Regions from separate parts of the Homo sapiens genome. Here region 1 is linked to region 2. A link is a loop called in an ENCODE intact Hi-C map of the cell type or tissue named here. Cell type or tissue: heart left ventricle. All regions are shown on one strand.

Region 1 (8,000 bases), 250 kb before region 2:
TGGCTCTTCTTCTGTTTCTTGCTGTCACCCAGGTTCTCTCACTATATCCATCCTTTAACACACTGATCTCACTTCACTTCCTTCTCTCCCTGTGCTCGTTTCTTCCCTCTCCATCATTCCCCCGAGTCTGACCAGGATCCCCAACTCCCATGACGTATGGCCGTCTATCTGGCTAAACCCTACTCCAGAGCAATCCTTTCCTGGGTCTGTCGAGCATTATCAGAGTAAATTCACACAACACAGCCACGCTTTCCAGCTTCAATGGGGCCCTCAAAGCTGCCTGGAGCCCACCATCCTTCCTGGGTGAACTGTCTTTGCCAGCTGACCATGGTGGACCCAGCCTGTCCATTCTCCTCCAGCCCCAATTCTCTCCATGACCCGCCTCCTCCTCTGCCATCCTTCAACCTCTCCCTCCTAACCTGTAACCCCACCTGCCTCTGGGCCTACTTTGTTCCTTCTGTCTGGAACACTCCTTTCCCCCATTTTGCTTGGCCAGCTTCTCATTTTTTGGGATTCAGTTTATGTGTCTCTTCCTCCAGGAACCCCTCTCTAACCATCCCTCCCAGCCACCCAGACTGGAGCCCTGCTCTGGTTCTCACGGCACCCCTCACCCTGATGGTGGCGGGCATCCTGCTCTATGACAATCCCTTAATTATTGTCCTGGTTGCTGTGAGCCCCTGGAGGGTAGAGACACCGTTAGGCTCACCGTTGGGTCTCTCATAGCAAGACCCGCACCAATGCATTACACGTTCAATAAGAGCATGCACAAGCATTCTTTTGTGAGCAGCTCACCCTTTCCCGCCTCTGCCAGCCCTTCCTCCCTGTCTCCACGTATCCAGATTGCACCCTTTGTGGAAACCAGGCTCACGGCTGACTCCCTTCACAGCGTCTTCTCTGCTAACCTGAGAGGGAACCCATCCCCTTTCTCGCTGAAGGCGCAAGATGCTGGATCCGTGGTGTGTTCATGCAATTTCTCATTTCATTTTTTATATTATAATATTTAGATGTATGTAAGTTCCTTGAATATAGAACTTCTAGCTATACCATCCCTGTATTCCTGGCAGTTAGCCTAGAAAGCTTTGAATAGACAAATGGAAGTGTAATAAGAGAGGCCATTACCCGATACTTGTTATTTGTTTCCTGCTGCTGCTATGACAAATTACCAGAAACTCGGTGGCTTAAAATACAAATGGGGCCAGGCGCAGTGGCCACGCCTATAATCCTAGCACTATGGGAGACCAAAGTGGAGGATCACTTGAGCCCTTGAGTTTGAGACCAGCCTAGGCAATGCAGGAAGACACCATCTCTACAAAAAATAGAAAAGTTAGCCAGGCATGGTGGTGCACACCTGTAGTCTCAGCTACAGGAGGCTGAGGTGGGAGGATCCCTTGAGTCTGGGAAGTTGAGGCTGCAGTGAGCCGTGATTGTGCCAGTGCACTCCAGCCTGGGTGACAGAGCGAGACCCCATCTCAAAAAAGCAAAGCAAAGCAAAGCAAACAAAGCAAAACAAAACACAAATGTATCCTCTAACAGTTCTGGAGGCCAGAAATCCTAAATCTGTTTCCCTGGGCTGAAGACAGGGAGTTGGCAGGACCCATTCCTTCTGGAGGCTCCAGGGGAGAAGCCATTTCCTTGCCCTTTACAGCCTCTAGAGGGTGCCTGCAATCCTTGGCTCGTAGTGGCCGTCCTGAATTCCTCTGGCCTCTGCTTCCATAGTCACATCTCCTGACTCTGAGCCTCCTGCCTCCCTCCTATAAGGACCCTTGTGATTATATAGGGCCCACTTGGATAATTCAGGATCATCTCCCCATCTCAAGACCCTTAATTTGGTAACATTCATCAAGTCCAGGGATTAGGTACCCCCCAATCTACGGGAGTAATCATTTAGCCTATCACAATAGCATTTATTATGTCACAAAGAATTGATAAGAAAGCCAAGCTTCTTGGTTCAATGCTGTTTTAATTCCGCCAGAAAAGTTGGAAGATTTCTTTCCTATGGGATGAAGATATTGGAGCAAGACTTTTAGGGGTGCATTGTTTATAAAGTTCCCAGACCTTGGTCCTGAAGAGCCGGCCCACAAAGACATAAATTACTGGATTCAGGGAGCTGTTAGTGAAGGCAAAGAAGTTGGCCAATTGCAGGCCCAGGTCAATGAAGTCCTCCCAAAAGCAGCCTCGGACTGCTTGCACCTGGAATAAGAATTCCAGGAAGGCAAAGAAGTGGTAAGGGGCCCAGCAGACCAGGAAGGCAACCACGAGCGTGAGGATCAGCGCTGTGGTCTTGCTATCCTTGCGGCCCCCGCACCTTGTCCTGCTGACCTCCTCCCGCGTTCGCAGGGAGGCCAGGATGTGGTAGTTGAAGAAGACGATCGCAGCCAGTGGTAGGAGGAAACCCAGAATATTTAACTCCACAATCCTTGCAAAGTGCCAGGCCTCATGGGGGAGGAGCAGGATGCAGGCGGTGATGTTCAGATCTGGGACGGCTTGGATGGATCGCAGCAGGAATGTGGGGATGCTCAAGAGGCCCCCCACAACCCAGATGAGCACGCAGGTGACCCGGGCCTGCCTCCGCCGCTGCTGCCTCCGGCTGGCCATAGGGTGCACCAGCACGCGGTAGCGGTCCTGGCTGATGGCCACCACCAGGAAGATGCTGATGAACAAATTGGCCTTGATGACCCCGTTGATGACACGGCAGAGGAGGGCTCCGAAAGGCCAGTTAAACTGGTTCCAGATATTCTCTGCCCAGAAGGGCAAGCCCAAGACAAACACCAGATCAGAGGCTGCCAGGTTGGCCAGGTAGATTTCTGCCACGTTCAGTTGCCGCCGGGGCAGGAGGAAGACCAACAGGACAAAAAGGTTCCCTAGGAGGCCGAAGAAACAGATGGAGATGATAAATGTTGGCAGCACTCTGTGCAGCAGGTCCCAGGCTTCTGGAGCATTGTCACAGGCCGTAGCATTTTGAGGGAAGAGCTGGCTCTGGTTGGAGGATTGGAGCTCTAGAGGGGGCCAGGATGATGCCATGCACAGTGACCTGAAATGAACAGAAGGTAGAATAAAACAGGAAGTGGCAGACTACAGCCTATGAGCCAAACCAACCTGTCACCTGTTTTTGGACAATAAAGTTTTATTGGCACAGAGCCACACCCATTCCTGGACGTATTATCTACAGCTGTGTTCATGCTACAAGGGGGAGTCGAGCGCTTGTAACAGAGACTGTCTGGCTTGCAAAGCTGAAGATATTTACCATCTGTTCCTGAGGGGGAAAAGTTTGCTGACCTCTGGTTTAAGGGATGGTGCCTGAGTCCAAATCCCGGTACAATCACTCAGTGTGAGCTACTTAGAACCATTGACTTTTACTTTCCTTTTTAAACATTGGAGAGAATCGTGTCTCTCTTGTGGGATCACGGGAGGGCTGTTGTCAGGATCTACAGGGTGCTTAGCTCCGTGCCTTGCATAGAGGAAAGACTTTGGAAGGTAGTGATTAGTCTTAGTAACAACTGTACCATTATTATTATTACTATTAGGGTTTTAACAGGCATTTAATGAGCCTCTACCTCTTGCCAGCCCCTTGCCAGGCACTGGAGATATGCAGGACAGAGCAGCCCCAGCCTCATGGGGCTGCAGACATGGAGGCAGAGGTCATGGCTTGAGATAGAGCTGAGGGAAGCCCGGGAACAGCAAAGGAAGCTGACCTGTTGGGGCTGGGACCAGTGTGGTGGCCGGGGTGGGGACAGTGCTAGGAGGTTCCTCTTACAGGCTTGAAAAACATGAGTATTGGCCGGGTGTGGTGGTTCACACCTGTAATCTCAGTACTTTGGGAGGCCAAGGCAGATGGATCAGATGAACCCAGGAGTTCAAGACCAGCCTGGGCAACATGGTGAAATCCTGTCTTTACAAAAAATACAAAAATTAGCTGGGCATGGTGGTGCATACCTGTGGTCCCAGCAACTCGAGAGGCTGAGGTGGGAGAATCGTTTAAGCCTGGAAGGTCGAGGCTGCAGCGAGCTATGATTGTGCCACTGCACTTCAGTCTGGGCCGACGGACTGAGACCCTGTCTCAACAACAACAACAACAACAAAAAAAAAAAAAAAAAAAAGGAGAGAGAGAGAGAGAAAAGAAAAAAGAGAAAGGAAAGCATGAGTAATAAATAAGGATAACAACTAACATCTGTTAGATGGTATTAATGGTCTGTGTTCCAGGCGCCATTCTAAGTGTTTCACATTTAAGTATTTTCTCATTTAATCTTCCTGGCAGCCATTCAAGGTAGGGGCCATTGTCATCTCCAGTTGGCCAATTAGAAAATTGAGTGCTGAGACCCGGAGTCGCCTGTCTGAGGTCACACAGCTGGTCAGTAGGGCCTGGATTCAAACCCAGGCAGTCTGATTCAAGAGCCTGATTGAGATCCTGTGCTTCTGTCTGCTCTCTTCTGCTGCACCTGTCCCCACGCGATGAATGACAAAGCCAGGCTCAGAGAAGTTAACCAGCTTGTCGGAGAAGACCTAGGTGGTGGTTACAGTGCTACGCCAGGAACCTTGGTCTGCATGGACCCCAGAGGCCGTGCTCACAGCCATGCAGCTGACTGGCCTCCCACGCTTGCTGGAGGAGCTACAGCTGGTGGGTACAGTGTACACTATGAACCTTGGTCTGCATGCACCCCATAGCTCATGTTCATAGCCACGCAGCTGACCTGCCTCCCATGCTCCCATGCTGAGTTTCACCGGGAGAGGGATAGAAAGCTCTGTCTCTTTCCATAGGGAGGACTGCATCTCCCAGCCCTCTGCGATCCCACAAGGGGTAGATCCCATCCTGTGCTCATGGCTTCGTGGCCTCCTGCTGGCAAAACCGGCCACAGCCAACTCAGGGATCCACAGAATACTATCTGCAGAATGAGCAGCTGCCTACACTGCGGGATTTATGCGGCTCCAGACAATCTTCAGAGCCTAAACATTCTTCCCCAGCTTGGATAGGTTAATATACGCCCGGTGCTTGGCAGGGTTCCTGACTTATTGTAAGCACGTGGCAAACATTAGTTGTCACTGTCATGATTGTTATTAATGGGTGACACCTGAGATTCCTTCAACCCCGCAAAGCCTCACAGATACCAACAAAAGCTATTGTGTAGCAGAGAATTAACCTTGGAAGAGCATATTTGGCTGTGTAACCTCAGGAGAGTCAGTTCATGTCTCTGAGCCTGACTTTCCTCATCTAAGGAAGACATGATGTCCTCAAGAGGCCCTTCTAGCTCTGACATTCTGTCATGTCACTCACATGGAGTTATTCACACCGGGGTATAATTCACTGGTTCCTCCAGTTATTTATTTGCTGAACAAGTATTTACTGAGAATGTACTATGTGCCAGGCACTGTTCTAGGTATTTAGGACAAAGCAGTGAATACAGCAGGCAAAAATCCCTGCTCTCAGTGTGCGTATAAGCCTAGCAGGAGGAAGAAGTTGATAAACAATACACACACTAAATAAACATGCTGGCGGGTGACAGCTGGGGAGAGTAGCAGGGCAGGTGGTGAGAAGTGATCAAGTGATCAAACTCTAGAGGTGTTTTGGAGGTAGTAACACCGTGATTTTCAGTTGGATCTGGGTGGGAGAAAGGAGAAATCGGACAATGCCAAGGTTTTTGGACTGAACACTGGGAAGTATGAAGTTGTCATCAGCTGAAATGAAGGTGACAGAATGAAGATGAAGCAGTTTTTTTTGTGGGGGGTGGGGAAGAACAGGAGTTCAACTTTGGAATTGTTAAGGTTGAGATATAAATTGGACATCACATGGGGACATCCAGCAGGCAATTAGGTAGACAAGTGTGGTATTCAGGGACAAGATCTGGGATGATGAGACCTAACTGGGAGTTGTAACTATAGGAATGGCATTTAAAGCCACAAGGCTGGATGAAATCACCAAGGGAGAGAGTAGATAAAAGAGCAGAAGTTGCACAGCTGCCGGTTGACAGATCAACAGGAGACATGGGAAATTATGATTTGGTGGTTGTGAAATGTCCATGGCACATGGAAGCTGAGCAGTCCCCACCCAGAGCATAATATGGAGGAGGCTGGAGGCTCTTGTTACAATAGTTTGGTCATTTTTTGCAGGGCATAAATCCAAAACTATGTGTATTTTATCATTTGGCAATACTTAAAGAATTTGAAATAAACCCTTTTGGAGTAATGAGCTAAAAAACAAATATTTAATGGAAATTTAAGTACTGCACTTCTGTTGCTCAAGGAAGTTGTTGATGAGCAGATAGCTTGCATAGAACGTTTGTTGACATTTGCATCACTATGGGGTCTGTAGCAATTTCACTGATTGCAAGAAAACCTAAGACACAGAGCTGCTACTTTAGAAATTAGTAATTTTAAGAACATTGCACCAGGCTGGGCGTGGTGGCTCAAGCCTGTAATCCCAGCACTTTGGGAGGCCGAGGCAGGTGGATCATGAGGTCAGGAGTTCAAGACCAGCCTGGCCAAGATGGTGAAACCCTGTATGTACTAAAAATACAAAAACTAGCTGGGTGTGATGGCAGGTGCCTGTAATTCCAGCTACTTGGGAGGCTGAGGCAGAGAATTGCTTGAACCTAGGAGGCAGAGGTTGCAGTGAGCTGAGATCGCACCAGTACACTCCAGCCTGGGTGACAGAGTGAGACTCTGTCTCAAAAAAAAAAAAAAAAATTGCACCCTAAGACACGGTTCTCATCCATGTAGCTGCAAAAGATGCTGATATAAGATCATTCTGAGAGGCATGACTTTTCCCTTAGATCAAATGACTGTTCTTTAAGTTAACTCAGCTCACATTTAATTCCAGCTTTTCTTGTGCACGTGCAACAGTGGAAGTGATGGCTGACTGTGTGTTGGCTCCATAAGAAGAACATCACAGAAAGCAAAATGGTGCCAGCTCAACACCAGTATCCTCGGACTCTTCAGACAGAAAAACCTGTTAATTCCAATCACAATTCATTCTTTCATTCAGCTCATGGAAGCCAAGCAGGGCTTTGGGACATTCATTCTGGCAAAGTGAAACAACTGACTTTTTGTGAATGCTATTTAAGTTGTTTAAATTTTCCACATTGGAAATAAAGTCATTGCATTTTTGTGAGGATAAAACACAAATTGTGGTGGAGTCCAGCGTCATGGTAACAATAATATTCCTACTAAATTAAGACACTAATGAAACAGAAATGTGATTGGAACAGGTCATGGTGCACACACAATTTGTTATTGCATATAAATAAATGTCAATATTCTATAAATTGACATTTATAGACGTACGTGACAAAATTTACAAAATGTTAAAACATATGCACAGATTTACTGAACTACAAACTTGTGATAAAGTTGTTCATGAATTTTTTTAAAAAACTGGACTTTCACATGTGTTTTCTCTTTTATTTTCCCATTATCAATCAATTTTAGTGGACATTGAGTCTCAGCATCCTAAAATGTTATTAAACAGTGTATTAAAACAGATCTATAAATTTTCGTTGAATTTTGTTCCAAATCAGTTGGAAATATTTAGTCAAGTTATTCAATGAATAGAGCAGCAAAACGTCAACTTTCAAAGCTTTTAGTGAATTATAAATATTGAAAACAAAGCTGGTATGCAGAAAAATTATAAAATGTATCAGAAAATGATCAAAATCAAATGCTGTACAAGAGTTAATTTTGAAATTCTAAAATGAGCTCTGGAACATTTCAGCTTGTGGGAAGAATCTTTTTAATTGGATAAATTCATGTTCTGTATGAAATGAGATGAAATTGAGAAAGCCAATGATTTTTTTTTTTTTTGCAGTATCTGAATCTGACAAAACATTCAAAACTTATAAGTAGGTACAACTTATTTGAAAGGTTTAATCTGGTTAAAAAAAAATACGTGTGGGCTGGGCACGGTGTGGCTCATGCCTGTAATCCCAGCACTTTGGGAGGCTGAGGCAGGTGGATCACATGAGGTCAGGAGTTCAAGACCAACCTGGCCAACATGGTGAAACTTTGTCTCT
Region 2 (8,000 bases):
ACTGCTAGCCATTGAGAATTCCACAGTGAATATCTTATCTGTGGTTCCTTCCCTTTGAGTCTAGTGGATCCCTCCTAGTTTCAAGAGTCCATAGGTAACAATATATTTTTAAAATACAGTATTTACATTACTGTGGGAAACCACTGCTTCTCTTTCCTGGGGATTTTCAATTAGACACAGACACACACACACACTCACACACACACATGCACACACACTGCAGCAATCATCCATGCAAAGTAAAGCAGGCCATTGATTATGGTAACTAAGGTTGTCCAGCATTGCTTTAAAAATATTAATATTTCTGCCAAAGAAATCCTGCGTAGCTTCAGAATCACATCTATCGGCTACCTCCTGAAAGGGAGGGTTGTTGGCAATCAAGATAAATGAGCCACGGAAGGGGTATATATCAGCCAGTTCAATCCACCAAACAGAGAAATAATGCTGGAGACAAGTCTCTGAGACCAAAAAGCAACTAACTTACAAAACGAAAACCTGAGCACTAGTACTCAGCATTCAGCCCCATACTGCACTGTACAGGAAGGCTCCAGGCTGCCACTTGGCAGAAAAATCTCCAGGAGTTGTCCGTATTCTGCAAAACTCGACCTAGGAATTTCATTTTACGTGTGTCTTAGTGAAATAAAAACACATGGCATAGGAAAGCAAGTACAGGAATATTTACTGAAGCAATGCTATAACAGCAAGAAAAGGAAAGAAAATGAACAAAAGAATCAACCTCAGTGACCATCAATTAAGGACTAGATAAACAGATTAGAATATATTTATAGTGTGAAACTATGCAGTACTCAAATTACTCCCTGTACTAACATATAAGGATTCTAAGGCATTAAGGAAAAAACAACCCATCTTAAAATTAAGATATAATGCACAGAAAGCAAAATTTATCCTTTTTAGTGTACAATGTTGTGAGTTTTGGCAAATGTAGGCGGTTGTGTAATCATCACCAAAACTATGAATAGAAGAGTTCCATCACCCACCCCCAGAGTGTACCCCATGTTCCTTTGTAGTCAGCCACTACAACCATCCCAGCTACAAGCAACCACTGATCTGTAATCTATCCCCATAATTTTGTCTTTCCGAGAGTGTCATAGAATGAAATTATACAGTATGTAGTCTTTTGAGTCTGGCTATTTCACTTCGTGTAATGAGTTTGATATACACCGATGTCATTGTGTTTCAGTAGTTCATTCTTTTTTATATTGCTGAAGGGTATTCCATTGTATGAATGTGTAAGTTTGTTTATCCATTCCCCATTTAAGGAACTTGAAGTTGTTCTCCTGCTCTTTTCTTCCCTTGCCCCTCCTCTTCCTTACTTGGCTTATAAAAAAATGAACCCACTATAAGCACTCACACATAGTTTTAAAAAATTGAGCTATAACTCACGTGCCTTTAAATACATCATTTTAAAGTGTACAGTTCAGTAATTTTTTCTGTATTCAGAGAATTGTGCAACCATTATCATTGTCTAATCCCAGAACACTTTTTTCACACCAGTAAGAACCCCATATCCATTAGCACTTACTCCCAATTTGCTTCTGCTGCCAGCCTATGGCAACCACTAATCTATTTTCTGTCACTATTGATTTTCCCCTTTCAGTATATAAATGCACTCACAAAATATATGGCATCTTGTGTCTGGCTTTTGTCACTTAGCTTGTCTCAAGTTTCATCACTGTTGGAGATGTATCACTACTTTGTTTCTTTTTATAGCGGGAATATTACATTGTATAGGCACACCACATTTTGTTTATTCATTCATTAGTTGACGGATATTTAGGTTGTTTACTTATAGCTATTATGAATAATTCTGCTGTGAACACTCATGTACAATTTTGTATGAACACGTTTTCAATTCACTTTGAGTGGAATTGATAGCTCTCAGGATAATTCCATATTTAACTTGTTGGAACTGCCCATTTTTTTTTCTAGTGTGGCTGTACCGATTTATATTTCCACCAGCAATGTATGAGGGTTCCAATTTCTGCACATCTGAGTTATTCAATACTTGTTATTGTCTGTTTTGTTGATTATAGTGTCTAAGTAAAATGAACAATAGAGATGAATCTTTACATTTAAAATGTTTTATTTGGAAAGCAAGAATTGCGATTCAGGGCACACACACAGACCAAGTGGTCCTCAGCATGTCCCAAAGAGAATGTTGGAAATTTTATTAGAAAGAGACATATTCTGTATTGTTTTGAAAGAAGTTCATTTGCACTAGAGAAGCTTTTGGGAGATAGCAAGCTTCTTGCTAGCTCTGATTAGTGAGTGATGGTGGTAAGTAAAACCAGTGTTAGGGTCCCAGCAGGTTGTTTCAGCAGCTGCTAGGTAAAGCTGTTCTTGGAGTTACAGCAGGCCATTTAGGCACCTGGGCCTGTGGAAGATTTAATTCTTGGAGCAGGTGCTACGAGCTCCCAGGGCTTTTTCCCCGTAGCCCCCTTGACTGATTTATTTGGGTATGACAAGAATGACCCAATTTGAATAATTAACTTTCACACTAGCAATCCTAGTGGATGTGAAATGTTGTCTCACTATTTGAATTTCAGTAATGGTTAAATTATGTTAAGCATTTTTATGTGCTCATTGGCCATTTGCATATCTTAATTGGAGAAATGTGTATTCAAATTTTTGCCAATTTTTAAATTGCGGAATTTGTCATTTTATTGTTGAATACTAAGAGTTCTTTATGCATTCTAGACACAAGTCCCTTATCATATTTATGATTTGCAAATATATTCTCCCCTTTTGTAGATTTTGTGAGCTGTATTTTCACTTTCTTGATGGTATCATTTGTAGCACAAGTGTTCTTAATTTGGATGTAGCCCAATTTACGTATTGTTTCTTTTGTTGCTTGTGCTTTGGAGATTATATCTAAGAGAACATTGCCTAATCTAGGGACACATTGCCAGATCTAGGGACTTAAATCTATTTCCATTTCATCTAGATTATCTAATTTGTTGGCATACAATTGTTCACAGTATTCCTTTAAAATCCTTTTTATTTTTCAGAAGTCAGCAATAATGTCTCCTCTTTTCATTTCTGATTTTATTTAGTAATTTGAGTCTTCTCTTTTTTTTCCATCAGTTTAGCCAAAGATTTTGTCAATATTGTTAATCTTTTCAAAGAACAAACTTCTGGTTTCACTGACTCTCTCTGTTTTAAAAATTCTCGATTTCATTAACTTCTACTCCAATATTTATTATTTCTTTCTGCTGGCTTTGGGTCTGGCTTTGGGATTGCTATGACTTAGGGTGGAGGCTAGTTTATTGATTTGGGGATCTCCTTTTTTAATATACGCATTTACAGCTATAAAGTTTCCTCTTTCCACTGTTTTATCTGCATTTCATAAATTTTGGTATGATGTGTTTTCATTGTCATTCATCTCAAAATATTTTCTAATTTCTCCTATAATTTCTTCTTTGATCTATTAATTACTTAGGAGTGTTTTGTTTAATTTCCACATATTTGTGAATTTGCCAAATTTCTTTCTGTTGTTGATTTTTAATTTTATTCCATCATGGTCAGAGGAAACGTAGCAGGACGAGCTGCAGACAAAACCTCTCAGACACCGAGTTGTAGAAGGAAGGGCTTTATTCAGCTGGGAGCATCGGCAAGCTACTGCCTTAAAATCTGAGCTCCCCGTGTGCACAATTTCTGTCCCTTTTAAGGGCTCACAACACTAAAGATTTCACATGAAAGGGTCATGATTGATTTGAGCAAGCAAGGGGTACGTGGCAGGGGCTGCATGCACTGGTGGTCAGAGAGAAATAGAACAGGGCAGGGAGTTTCACAGTGTTCTTCTATACAATGTCTGGAATCTATGGATAACATTGGTTGCTAAGTCATGAGTTGATTTTTAACTACTAGGTTTAGGCCAGGCAAGCCCAGGCCTGGTTTTGGGCCTGGCACCAGGCTGCCTGTCTTTGGTTTCACTTCCTTGTTTTTTCTTAAAACAGGTACTGAGTATAAAACAATATAAAACAATATGAGAGGGTCTCTCTCTTCCCTCAGAAATACTTAGTATGATTTCAGCCAGCCCTTTTTAATTTATTGAGAATTATTTTATGGCCTAACTTGTGGTTTATCCTGGAGAATGTTCCACATACATTTAAGAAGACTTCATTTTTTTAGTGCTGAGTGGAATGTTCTATAGATGCTTGTCTTCCTCAGTGACAGACATAGCTGCTTTACAGTATTGTTCAAGTCTTGTATTTCTTTGTCTTTTGTCTATTTGCTTTGTTATTAAAAATGGGGTGGAAATTTATCACATAAAGTCCTTACTGCACCATTCCTTGTGGTGGTATCATTCATACACAGCTTTTATGTGAATATAGTTTTAATTTCACTTGGATTAATACCTTGGAGTGGGATTGTTATGCCATATGTTAAGTATGTATTTAACTTTGTGAGTGATATAGTTTGCATATTTGTCCCAGCTCAAATCTCATGCTGAATTGTGATCTTTAATGTTGGAGGTGGGGCCTGGTGGTAGGTGTTTGAATCATGGGGGCAGGTCCCTCATGAATGGCTTGGGCCAACATCTTGGTGATAAGTGAGCTCTCACTCTGAGTTTACACGAGATCTGGTCATTTTAAAGTATGTGGCACCTCCTGCTGCCCACTCTTTCTCTCTCCTTTGCTCTGGTTTTCACCGTGTGATATGCCTCCTTCCCGTTTGCCTTCTGTCATGATTGTAAGCTTCCTGAGGCCTCCCTGGAAGCTGAGGAGATGCCAGCACCATTCTTCTTGTAAAATATGTAGAACCATGAGCCAAGTAAATCTCTTTTCTTTATAAATTATCTAGGCTCAGGTATTTCTTTATAGCAATGCAAGAATGGCCTAACACGGGAAATTGGTGCCAAGGAGTGGGGCATTGATATAAAAATATCTGAAAATGTGGAAGCAGCTTTGGAACTGGTTAACAGGCAGAGGTTGGAAGTGTTTGGAGGGCTCAGGAAAAGAAAGGAAGATGAGGAAACATTTGGAATTTCTCAGAAGCTGGTTCAGTGATTGTGACCAAAATGCTGACAGTGATATGGACAGTGAAGTCCAGCAGCTGAGGTGGAAATGAGGAACTTATTGGGAACTGGAGCAAAGGTCATGTGTGTTATGCAAAGAGCTTGGCTGCATTTTGTTCATGCCTTAGGGATCTGTTGAAAGTTAGAACTAAAGAGTGACAACCTAGAGGAGCTGGTGGAGGAGATTTCTAAACAGCAGTGCTCAAGATATAGCCTGGCTGCTTCTAACAGCCTATGTTCAGATGTGCAAAGAAAGAAATGACTTAAAAGTTGGAATTTTGGAACAGTTGGAAACAGGAAGCAGAGGATAAAAGTTTGGAAAATTTTCAGCCTAGCCATGTGGCAAAGAAAGAAAAAGCTTTTTCAGTAGAGGAATTCAAACAGACTGTGGATCAATCATGTGTTAGAGATATTTGCATAATTGAAAGGGAGCCAAGTGCTAATATCCAAGACAATGAGGAAAAGGCCTCAAAGACATTTTAGAGATCTAAGAGGCAGCCCCTCCCATCACAGGCCTTGAGGCCTAGAAGGACTAAATGGTTTTAAGGGCCAGGCCCAGGGCCTCTATGCCCTGTGCAGTCTTGTGACACTCCTCCCCACATCTGGACTGCTCCAGCTCCAGCCTTGGCTCAAAGGGACCCAGATACAGCTCAGCCTGCTGCCTTGGCATCCTCTATGTCGTGTTTAGCCTTCAGGTGTGCAGAGTGCAAGAGTGAAGAATACTTGGCAGCTTCTGCCTAGATTTCAGAGGCTGTATGAGAAAGCCTGCATACCCAGGCAGAAGTCTGCTGCAGGGGTGGAGCCCCCAGAGAGACCTCTGCTAGGGCATTGCCAAGGGGAAATGTGGGGTTGGAGTCCCCACACAGAGTCCCCAATGGGGTACCACCCAGTGGAGCTGTGGGAAGGGTGCCGCAGCTCTCCAGAAGTGGAAATGGTAGAACCACCAGTAACTTGCAATCTCAGCATGGAAAAGCAGCAGGTACAGAGCTTCCTAAGAGCCCACTCCTTGCTCCAGTGTGCCTGGATGCAGGATATGGAGTCAAAGGAGATTATTCTGGAGCTTTAAGATTTAATGACTGCCCTGTTGGGTTTTGAACTTGCGTGGGGCCTGTAGCCCCTTTCTTTGGCTGATTTCTCCCTTTTGGAATGAGAATGTTTACCAAATGCCTATACCCCCATTATATCTTGGGAGGAAATAACTTGTTTTGATTTTACAGGCTCATAGGTGGAAGGGACTTGCCTTGTCTCAGATGAGACTTTGGACTTTTGAGTTTACGCCAGAATGAGTTAGGACTTTGGGGGATTATTGGGAAGGTATAATTGTGTTGTTCAATGTGAGAAGGACATGAGATTTTATGGGCCAGGGATAGAATGATAGTTTGAGTATCCATCCTCACTGAAATCTCATATTGAAATGTAATCCCCAATGTTGGAGGTGGGGCCTTGTGGGAAATATTTGGATAATGGGGGCAGATCCTTCATGAATGGCTTCAGCCATCCCTTTGATGATAAGTGAGCTCTTGCTCTGAGTTCACATGAGATCTGGTCGTTTAAAAGTGTGTGGCACCTCCCCCTCTCCATTCTCTCTTTCTTGCTGTTTCTTTCACCATGTGACATGCCTGATTACCCTTTGCCTTCTGCCATGATTGTAAGTTTCCGGAAGCCTCCCTAGAAGCTGAGCAGATGCCAGCACTATGCTTTCTGTAAAGCCTGCAGAACCGTGAACCAATTAAACCTCTTATCTTTATAAATTACCCAGTCTCAGGTATTTCTTTATAGCAATGCAAGAATGGCCTCATACAGTGAGAAAATGCCAAAGTATAAGTGTCTGTACCATTTGCATTCCCAACAGCAAGGTATGAGAGTTCCAGTTGCACCTCATCCTTACCTAAGCTTCCTGTCATCAGGTTTGCTTTTTATAAAGTTATGTTAATTGGTATGTAGCTTTATCTCATTTTGGTCCAAAATTCTATTTTCCTCATGACTAAGGACATTGAGCATCTTTTCATATACTTATTTGTTATCTGTATATCTTCTTTGATAAAAGTTCCCATTTAAATATCTTGTCTATTTTAAAAGTTGTTTGTTTATTGAGTTTTAAAAGTTCTTTATACATTAGAAACAAGTCTTTTACCTGACATGTAATGTCAAACATTTCCTCCCAGTCTGTGGCTGGTCTTTCCATTTTTTAAAGTGTCTTTCAAAGGGCAGAAGTTCTTAATTTTGATTAGGCCCTATTTATCATATTTTCTTTTATGGGTCATGTTTTTGGTGTTGTATTTAAGAAAGCTTTACCTAATTAAGGCTATAAAGATTTTCTCCTATTTTTTTTTCCCAAAAGTATTGTGGTTTTAGGCTTTACATTTAGGCCTGAGATCTATTTTGAGTTAATATTTCTATAGTGGGTAATGCATGCCTTGAGGCATATCCATTTATTTGCCTAGGGATATTCAATTGTCCAAGAACAATTTGTTGAGAAAAACTATCATTTCTCCATTAAGTTGCCTTTGGGACTTTGTCAAAAACCAAATGACCACATGTGTATTGGTCTATTCTAGTCTGTTCCACTAATCTAGATGTTAATCCTTTTCTAATAGCAGATTCTCTTGACTGCCAGCTTTATAGTAAGCCTGAAAATCTGGTAGTGTGAGTCTTCCAATTTTGCTACTTTTCTTACAATTTGTTTTGCCATTCTAGTTATTTTTTAAAATTTCCATAAAAATTTTAGAATTACTTTGCCAATTTCTACAAAAAAGTCCTGCCAGGATTTTTAAATTTATTTTTATTTTTATTTTTTGAGACAGGATCTCATTCTCTCACCCAGGCTGGAGAGCAGTGGTATGATCATGGCTCACTGCAGCCTCGACTTCCCAGGCTCAGGTGATCCTTCCACCTCAGCCTCCTGAGTAGCTGGTACTACAGGTGAACACAATTACACCCAGCTAATTTTTGTATTTTTTGT

The links. Hi-C counts contacts between places; a loop is a spot of excess contacts. Peaks named below come from ENCODE experiments on the same cell type or tissue, not always from the same donor. Only the 100,000 strongest peaks of a DNase experiment are listed, where the experiment ranks them.
Region 1: a loop joins it to region 2, with 4 times the contacts of the local background. A loop is called at or near these places in 18 of 110 quality-filtered maps.

What each region holds. Positions count from the first base shown.
Region 1 is chr14:96,258,704-96,266,703 of GRCh38, reverse strand. It overlaps BDKRB1 (bradykinin receptor B1), which reads right to left. Exons shown (of 3, transcript NM_000710.4): 2 at 3,934-4,052; 3 at 1,941-3,031. The coding sequence starts at 3,021. The coding sequence ends at 1,960. BDKRB1-AS1 (BDKRB1 antisense RNA 1) reads left to right here. Exons shown (of 2, transcript XR_007064322.1): 2 at 6,812-7,473. Among named protein-coding and RNA genes, the nearest start is that of BDKRB1-AS1, 5.9 kb to the left of the region's middle. In heart left ventricle, no CTCF peak of the experiment used is centred here; a DNase peak (open chromatin) is centred at 4,609.
Region 2 is chr14:96,008,904-96,016,903 of GRCh38, reverse strand. No RefSeq gene overlaps it. Among named protein-coding and RNA genes, the nearest start is that of C14orf132, 26 kb to the left of the region's middle. In heart left ventricle, no CTCF peak of the experiment used is centred here; no DNase peak of the experiment used is centred here; H3K27me3 peaks cover 457 bases.